Regions from separate parts of the Homo sapiens genome. Here region 2 is linked to region 1. Evidence: chromatin contacts called from ENCODE Hi-C or POLR2A ChIA-PET data. All regions are on one chromosome and are shown on one strand. The core of a region is the stretch at or near the end of the contact, and the rest is flanking DNA. Distances in the headings are between cores, read along the strand shown.

Region 1 (4,511 bases), core at 201-2,700:
ACTCAATGAATATATATTGCTTTGATCATTCAAAGTTATGTATATATACACATACATATACACACATACATGGATATTCAACTATTTGCTGTGCACTGTGTTGGATCCATTGTACGTGTTTTCTTTCTTTCCTCCCAACATCTCTTAAAAACATAATTGTCTTCACATTACAGATGAGGGAGCTGAAGATTAGAGAAGCACAATTAATTGTCTAAGGTTTTACTGTCAGTAACAATCAAAGCTGAGATTTAAATGCAAGTATTTAGAATGCAAATTTAATTATATTTCCAAAATATTACAGCTAATTCTTCACATGCATATTCTATCTTCAAACAAATGGGTATTACTGGTATATATTAAGTACATATATAACATACTGAAGCACATTCTAAGAGATAGAGTAGCCTGTAAACATAGATCAGCAACTGTAAATGGATACACAGTAAGGCATATACAGGTACAGGACTGGCTTTCTTGACTTGACATTAAGTATATGCACCAAGTAAAAGAGAGCTGCATTTCAGCCCTTTTCAGTGTGGCTCTTATTTGGGTTAGAAAAATGGTGATTATTTTTTATGACAGGAAGGATCAGATCATCTTAATTCATCATCTCCTTTGCATTCACTCTGAATCATTTTTCTGTCTTGGCCTACAAATTAGTAATGTTTTTTATTGCTTAACAATGCAAAGAATTATCTCATCATCTAAGTTCAACTCTATAATATTTAAGTTAATCAATATTTGCCATTTGTTAGGCATATGATAGATATTCAGATATTTACTAAGTTTAGACTGTATGACGGATTTTCTCTGAAACTAAGACCACTAGGTCAGTTAAAGTATTCCATCCAAACCCCACTGTGAATTATATTGCTGATTTTAAATGAGCTTCTATCCAGGCTGTTCAAGCACATGTTTCTTTCAGATCTTTGGCATCTCTGATTTTATTCTACCTTCAGGAATTAGGAAAATCAAGCTGAGTCCTTTAGTTTTATGTTTCCTCTGTATAAGTAGCGTCTACAATAAATACCAAAGCTTAAAGATTAATAAATCCCTCCACGTACAACAGGATTTATGACAGAAAACTGCAGTATTTTTACTAATTATTACAAATGACAATTGAAAATACTCACTTCTGGCTTTGCTCTTTTTATGACTGTAAAAGCCACTAGCATAAGGATGCCTCTTTTTGGTTAGGCTCATAATCTTTGATTTATCTTCTTCAATTCTGAGAAAATAAGCACTGAGGGGGGTCTGGTTTATATTACTGGGACAAGACAATGGCTCTAATCTGCAATCTTCTATTTTGTTTCTGCTGTTCAAAGACCAATTTCAATTTTAACTTGCCTGTTGTCCCTTTTCTGTTGGTAGAAAGCTGTTTTGATTACAGGAGGGGTGGAGGTGGTGGGGGTGAGGTGATGTCAGTGGTGATGGTGGTGGTGTTGTGTGTGTGCCTGTGTGTGTGTGTGTGTGTGTGTGTGTGTGTGTGCGTAAAAAGGAGCTAGGCTAGTAGAGGAATGGGAGGCAGCATACATAAGCTGTATTTGTGAATCTGCTTATAAACCTAACAGATTTTTCAGCTGAAATTTGGCCAATGTTAATTGTACACACTGAATTCATGCTGGGAAAATCTCTTTGGAAAAAAAAAAAAAAAAAGACAGAGAGCACAGCCGGCCTGTTATGTAAGATGTTTATTTTCATCCAATCCAACCCACCATAGGCAGTACAGAAAATAGGCCAGTGCTTCTGACCGGTGACATCACCTCATCATCAGGAGAAAGCGGGAATGGCTGATCACCATATTGTTAGTAAAGAGGATAATTTCCTTTCACAATTGTTTTTCTTTTGGAAACCTTTATTTCTGGAGATAGTGATCTCATCTCTGTGGGATGTTTATTTCTTCAGATTCTGTAATAACAGTGAAGCTACCTGGATTTCAGTTCTTGTACAATGCACATAAACACTTATTTTGGTGCTTTTTCTCTGGGTCTCCAAACGTTAAAAGATTGGATGATTTTAGCAGAACATTGACCATCCTAAGAAAATTGTGACGGGAAGAGGAATAATTATTCTGATATTTAACCTTATGAAGTATTTTATGTAGCCTTTGGTAATTTGCTTTGCAGAATGCCTCCTTTTCTTAGGCTGTGTCACATTATATTTGGGTAGATGGGCATTGTGTTTATTTTATGAATACTAAGAATGAAATGCACAGTTTTTAGAAAGTGTTTTAAGCAGGTCATTATCTACGCTATAATATAGACGTTTTTGCAATTTATAAGTAGTAAAGTGGGTGAAATTTTGTGGGTGTGTGCATGTAGCTTTTTTTTCTAATTCAAAATTAATAGAAAACTAAAAATAGGGTCTTTATTATAGAAGCTAATTCAGCTACTTAGAAAATATACCACAATAAAATTAACCAGTCTGTGGTTTGTTTATGACAGATTTGGTTAAATGACTTCTTTCTGTTACGGGACAATTTTCAGGATTATTCAAATTCACCCACTTTTTAAAATAAATAATTTGCCTATTCTTGTTTCATTCTCCCTCTAGAGGATATCAGTGCGTATTACAATTCAAACATTAAATATGCCAGTAGGTCTAATTTAAATACAGCACGATCCTGAGAACTGTTCCTTGACTTCATTTGTATTCAACTTAACTCAGTTCTAGAAGCCATTATCTTAAGTAGCTCTAAGTTTGCAGCACTTTTTTCCTTTAAACCTAGGTGTCAGTATCTTAAGGAGGTCATTTTTGTTTTGTTTTGCTTTGTTTTGTTTTTGTTTTTTTAAACAACAAAATCAATATCTTAACCCTCGTGAAGAGCAGTACTGAAATGGTTAGAGTTTCAGTTTCTAATATAATGAGCGGTGTGTGTTTGTGACTCTAAAAGTCTAATTATTGTGTTCTGGGATATCCACATTACATCTGCTAGGCAGTCTTTGAGGACACTGGAGGCCATTTAATGTTGTATAAATTAAGTATCACAATAAAAAGTGGTCCAGTAACCTGCAGATATGACAGTCAAATATTAGAATTGGTACAAAAATATTTATGGACATTCACCTGAAGATGAGCATAGGAAAGGGCTCCTTATCTTGCTTTCAAGAGACATGAATGATTTGATTTGCGAAAGCTGCCTAATCATTCAGAGCCTATTTTCTCTATCAGTAAATAGGAATAATTATATCACCTTTTAGTAGTATGAAGACCAAGTAAAATCTAGAAAATGCTTAATATGTGACTGACTTGGAGTAAATTATTTTCTCTTCTATTGTAATAAAAATTCTCTGGTTGGAGCTAAGAAGTGAAAATATAAAAATTAGCAAAACCTTTCGGGAGATTCCCCTCATTTCTTGATTTATTTTCTTATATGTTCTGTACTTCCAATTTCAGAGTCATGGCATGATTTTATCTTCAAAATGTTGTTACAGGACTCTTGCAGAAATGCCAGTCGTAGGTGGACAGTCTGGAAAAAGAAATCCATGATTCTGTTTCTTAGTGTGAGACTGTGGGGCTTTATTTCTTTTTGGTGGGACATAGAAAGGGAGAAATAGGTAGTCATTTATGTTTTGATTTAGAAGTTCAGCATATAAAGTTTCAAAAAGAAAGATGCTATAGAATATAATAATATATTTCTATTTGTATTTTAAAAGCCTAAAAATTATTTATGAAACTATTTGCAGGAAGTTGGGATTAGGCAGAAGTTTGGAAAACTTTTTCTTTCTCTGTACGGTTTACATAAAAATATTTTCATGAAGAATATACATGATAAAATTTCTTAAGGTGAAAGGTAAATCTTCCATTTCTGAACTCCAGTACCTTAATTTCCCTCTCAAAGACACCCACAGTTTATAGTTCATCATTTTTGTAAGATTTTGCTAGGCAATATATACATACATATATATATATATATAAAAATATAAAATGTTTGTTTTCAGTAGGTGTGTTCTATAGTCTTTGTGAACACTGAATTAGTCACTACTGTACCATTGCTCCTATGGGAAATACAGAGTTAGGTTTCTGAAAGCCTTTGGTCACAACAGTGTCATCATCTGATCTATACGTAACTTTGTTTTGTGTGTTTTTGTGTATGAAGGCATCTTATTTATGATTCATTAACATTAAACTCACAGCCACTATAGCTCATACCCAAACAAAGTTTATCACATATATTTTCACCATAAGGCACATTACAGTCTTCTTGTGCTTAGGAACAGTAGACAGCACTTCAACACTATGCTTGGGGGAAATTTTAAACAGTAAAATCACCAGCAAAAAAGCACAAAAATGAGAAACATTTGGCACTAAATAGACCATGAAAAGGACACTTGTTTATAGTATGGAAGCTGAAATAAGAGGGCAGAGCATTGCCTTCTTTAACCTAGAAAGTTCTGCAAGTATTGATTTTGGAGTTATTAATACAAATATATCTTAGCAAGTAGAAGAACCCATGAATAATGAGGATCAACTGTATATATATGTATGTATTTATATGTATGTGTGTATGT
Region 2 (4,105 bases), core at 718-3,217, 410 kb before region 1:
CATGATACAAAGGCATTTACCTACTTTCTTGGATTCACAATCTGGTTGGCAAGAAAGGCATATGATGCAGAACATAAAAGGCTATAATACAGCTATGTACAAAATACCATGATTAACTTGTTCTCTTGCGGGGTGGGAGAAGGTGGAAGAGGGTAGAGGAAGGCCTCATAGGGCAAGTTGTGCTTGAGCTATGCCTCTGGGGTATGGGATACTCACACAGCAGAGAGAGAAAAGGTGGAGGCTGGAGAGGAGAGAGAGAGAGAGAGAAAGGGGGGGTGGGAAGGAGGGAGAGAGAGATTTCAGCTGGGTGTGACTTTGTTTTGTAGGATGAGACGTAGACTTGTTCAGGTGCAAAGAGACATCTGGAACTAGTTAGTGGGAAGTTCTTCAAGGCTGTTTCTCCACTGAACAAGCCCATATATTTTTCCTCTTTGTTCTCCTTTAGCTATTTCCATGCCTAACTCAAAGGAGACACAAGGAGAAAGTGAGCTCAGCCTGGATAAATTGGAGATTGTGATGACTTCTAGGAAGCCTCAGGAAAGAGAAACAAAGACAACACTGGCCTGCTGCTCTCTGCAATGGTGGGACCCTTGTGGGATAACTGTTTTAGGAATGAAGGTGTCTACCCTCTCTAGAAATGAAAATGCAAGTTTGGCTGTGGTTAAGTATTGGATGGAGGCAAAAAGAAACTGACATATTTTCTTCTTTTCAATTGTTTGATTCACCCTGAAGGGCATGGCTGCTTAATTTTTTTCTCCAGAGATAGGTGGACAGATAAAGACAGGAAAGTAACATCCACAGACTGCCCTCTGTGAAGGTGACAGTGATGAAAGGAATGCTTGATCTGAACACTGGTAAATAAAGTGACCGCATATTTCCCTAGCCAGGAGAGCAATCTGGCTCAAAAGAAACGAGAACAATGACATTACTGCCAGGCTGCTCCTAAGCCTTTGGCTATTCTGTTCAGTGCACAAAAAAAAGCAGTGAACATAGCTGTGACCTGCCTTGTTGGTAGTATCACAATTCTTTGGGGCTCCACTTTAAGAAATTGAGACCTACCTACCTTAATCCTTGGGGGGTTAAGCTTTCAGACTGGAATGATAACTGAACTATTCATTTGCAGTAATTCTGGGTTTTGTGCATATTTTAAAAAGGAATACCGGGCTTGCCTATATTCATTACAACGTCCTCCCAGCTTTCAAATCTTCCAATACAATGCCTCTTCTCTAGTCTTTTAAGCACATCCTGTGACTGGATATGATTATGGGAGATTTACATGCATCCTTGTCTATTGTATCAAAAGATCAGGGAATAAAATGCCCATCATTAAAACCCCAAAGTGATTGGATTGGCATGAGGAATGGGGATGGGGCTGGCATGGAAGAGAGGGTTCTGACTCTGAGATTTCATGAAATGCAAAACAATAGGACAGCTGCTCTTCCATAAACAGATTATTATTATTATTTCTACCTAGACAGCTTGATAGCAGCCATTATCTTCTTTCTGGGTGTCTTATCAAGTTCCGGCTGTGTGCAGCATGGGTGATAAGGAAAGAGAAATGTCACCCATGGGATTGCCAAGGATTATTTCTATGCACTGCTGTTCAGCAACAGCCAATCTCTCAGAACTGAGAAGAAGTCCTATTGTTCACGCTGGGCAGTTGCTATTCTGACTATCCCAAGAGAGCAGAAAAGGGATGTAGTTGCCATTGTGCAAAAGATTGATATTTCATTACTCTCAGCTAAAGTTCTGAAAAGCAGAATCATCATGAAATATCTTTGAAGAGAGAAAAGACAAGGGAAGAAAAGAAGAACGAAATGAGTTCAGAGCTTTTTAGAACTGTGAGGGAGTGCGAAAAAAGAAAGGTGTAATACTTTCAAACAGTGGAAGTTAAAATGCCAGGCGTGTAAGCCTCAGTGAAATTGAGCAGCATCACGTCACCACGACTTGTGGTCCAGCTGTTTATTGCAAAGACTCCATCCTGCGTTACTCATCAGAAAATAGTTAACTTTGTATCTGGCATTATTTTAATTAAAAAAAAAGTTAACTTACTAGATTTCTGTTTGTCTGTGTTTCATACAAGGTTCTTGAATGAAAATAATCTGTTGATATTTAACATTTTTCCTTTCCTTCTCAATGAGAAAATAAATGTTTTATTATACATGCAGATGTGCCAGCTAAATATTTCAGGAAAAAAAAAATCTCTTCGTCGTTTTGTTCCCGTATCTCAGCTTTCCAAACTTATATCTTCCCAGAGAAAAGACTGCATTAGAAAAAAATTAAAACTAAAGTGTATGACTAACCTGTAGTGTATTCATAGAGTATTCCCCCCAAAGTGTTCTGAGTGCTTTAGTCTTCTTTATACATGGTTTTAGGGTCATGCTGATGTTATAATGTAAGCTGCTTGGAAGTCAGCCAAGTCAAATTTTTCCAACATTTTAAATCACTATTCTGAAACTGGAATTTCAAATGAATAAAATGCTTTGCTCTTAAACCAACGACTTCAGAAATGAGATAGATCCTAGTCAGGAATTATTACAACGGGAAGTGAGAGGAGGTTGGGAAGGTAAAGGGCAAAAGGAGGGCATAGAGGGAGAAAGGAGGATGCAGGAAAAGAGGAAGGAGCTTTGACTCCCCTGTGACACGTGAGCCCCAGGAGGGCAAGAGCCTTCCCTTTAGGTTTGTGCAACACCTCATATACAGTAAGCACTCAGGGGATATTTGTTAAATGAATTAGTGAGAGGGGCATAGAAAAAAAGGTTTTGGTATTAAGATATGCAACGGAATATTCCCTTAACGAAATACATTATTTTAGTTTTTCAGCCCTTAAGCATTTACCGGGAAACGTAGAGATTCTCCAACTTTAATACACATATTAATTACCTGAGAGCCTTGTAAAAAAAAAATCCAGATTCTGATTCAGTAGGCCTGGGATAGGCTGAGAGATTCTGCATTTCTATGAAGCTCCCAAGGGATGCAGATGCTACTGGCTCATGGAATACGCTCTGAATAACAATGTGTTAGAGTAGTGCATGGGGTACTGGGCTGGGGGTCATGAGCTCTGAGTTCTAATCTCTGACATGAACCACCTGTGCTTTCAAGCCAGGTGATTAGCTTTCCTAGTCTCAGTCTCCCCATGTAGCTAATGACTGGTTGGATCTACATAATTTCTAGGGTTCTTACAGCCTTAATATTTTGAAAGTTAAAAAGAAAAGAAAGGATTTAGAGAATGCCCAGTTTAACTCTGTCTCTTGAAATCCTGGGGAGGCAAAATCACTTCCGTCCAAAGTTGCACAGGGGATTTGTCCTGTGTGAATTGTGCTACAGCTGATTCCCTGGTTTCTAGTACAGTAATTTTTCTACTCCCATTTCTTTTGTCATTATTATTTTTTGTGGAATACTTAGAATTTGTCTGATGCTATGCTAGGTGCTGGGAATACAAAGATGCGTTAGAAATACATTATTATAATTTATTATCAAATTCCTTGCTTGAGTAACGTGCTGAAGATGACAACTAATCCCTGCAAATGTGTAACATGTGTGCTGATATCAGGGTTCCCCCTTCCGTGATATAATAATGGCTACAGTAGAATGCTTGCAACGATGACCCGAATTCTCCAATTCTCCCCATATCCATCCATTCCCTTTTCTATGTGATTTTGCAGCTTATCATATCAAAAAGTGGAATTTCTTTCCCCAGCCCTTGACTCTGGAATGGTCTGTGATTTGCTTTTACCAAGAGAATGCAGTGGAAGGAACAACATGCCAGCTCTACACCCCGGTCTGAAGAGGCCATACCCACTTTTGTTACTTCTCTCAGGATCCTGCTGCTGCCGTAAGAACAAGCCTGGGGTAACCTCCTGGAGGATGAAAGTTCACAAGTGACCTACCGTCCCAGAGGAGGACAACTTAGAGCAGCCTACACCTAGCCATCCACAGATATGTGTGAAAGTCCAACCAAGAGCAACAGAGCTGCTTACTCAACCCACAGCTGACCACCGATGCACAAGTGAGCTCAGATGAGGCCAGAACTGCTCAGCTGAGCCATAAACTTGTGAGCAATAATAAACTTGTGAAGCCACTTAGTTTTGGGAGGCTTTGTTTT

Evidence for each region. A loop is a pair of places that touch in the nucleus more often than their neighbours do. ChIA-PET counts read pairs that join two places held with the same protein, here RNA polymerase II (POLR2A). Pooled maps may share reads with other maps.
Region 2: a loop to region 1 is called in a map of endothelial cell of umbilical vein, with 13 times the contacts of the local background. The contact joins two enhancer-like sites. A Hi-C loop is called at or near these places in 6 of 168 maps with a recorded cell type or tissue (CD4-positive, alpha-beta memory T cell, CD8-positive, alpha-beta T cell, endothelial cell of umbilical vein and 3 more) and 8 of 50 pooled maps. POLR2A ChIA-PET finds 5 or more read pairs at or near these places in 1 of 52 experiments (naive thymus-derived CD4-positive, alpha-beta T cell).

What each region holds. Positions count from the first base shown.
Region 1 is chr12:91,576,135-91,580,645 of GRCh38, reverse strand. All of the region lies in intron 1 of LOC105369896 (a long non-coding RNA gene), which reads left to right. Among named protein-coding and RNA genes, the nearest start is that of LINC02823, 250 kb to the right of the region's middle. Within about 2 kb of position 1,450, at least 3 of the 41 ENCODE cell types and tissues checked have a DNase peak (open chromatin) inside an H3K27ac peak, as active enhancers do.
Region 2 is chr12:91,983,038-91,987,142 of GRCh38, reverse strand. It overlaps LINC01619 (long intergenic non-protein coding RNA 1619), which reads left to right. Exons shown (of 5, transcript NR_132341.1): 5 at 446-2,167. Among named protein-coding and RNA genes, the nearest start is that of LINC02404, 110 kb to the right of the region's middle. Within about 2 kb of position 1,967, at least 4 of the 41 ENCODE cell types and tissues checked have a DNase peak (open chromatin) inside an H3K27ac peak, as active enhancers do.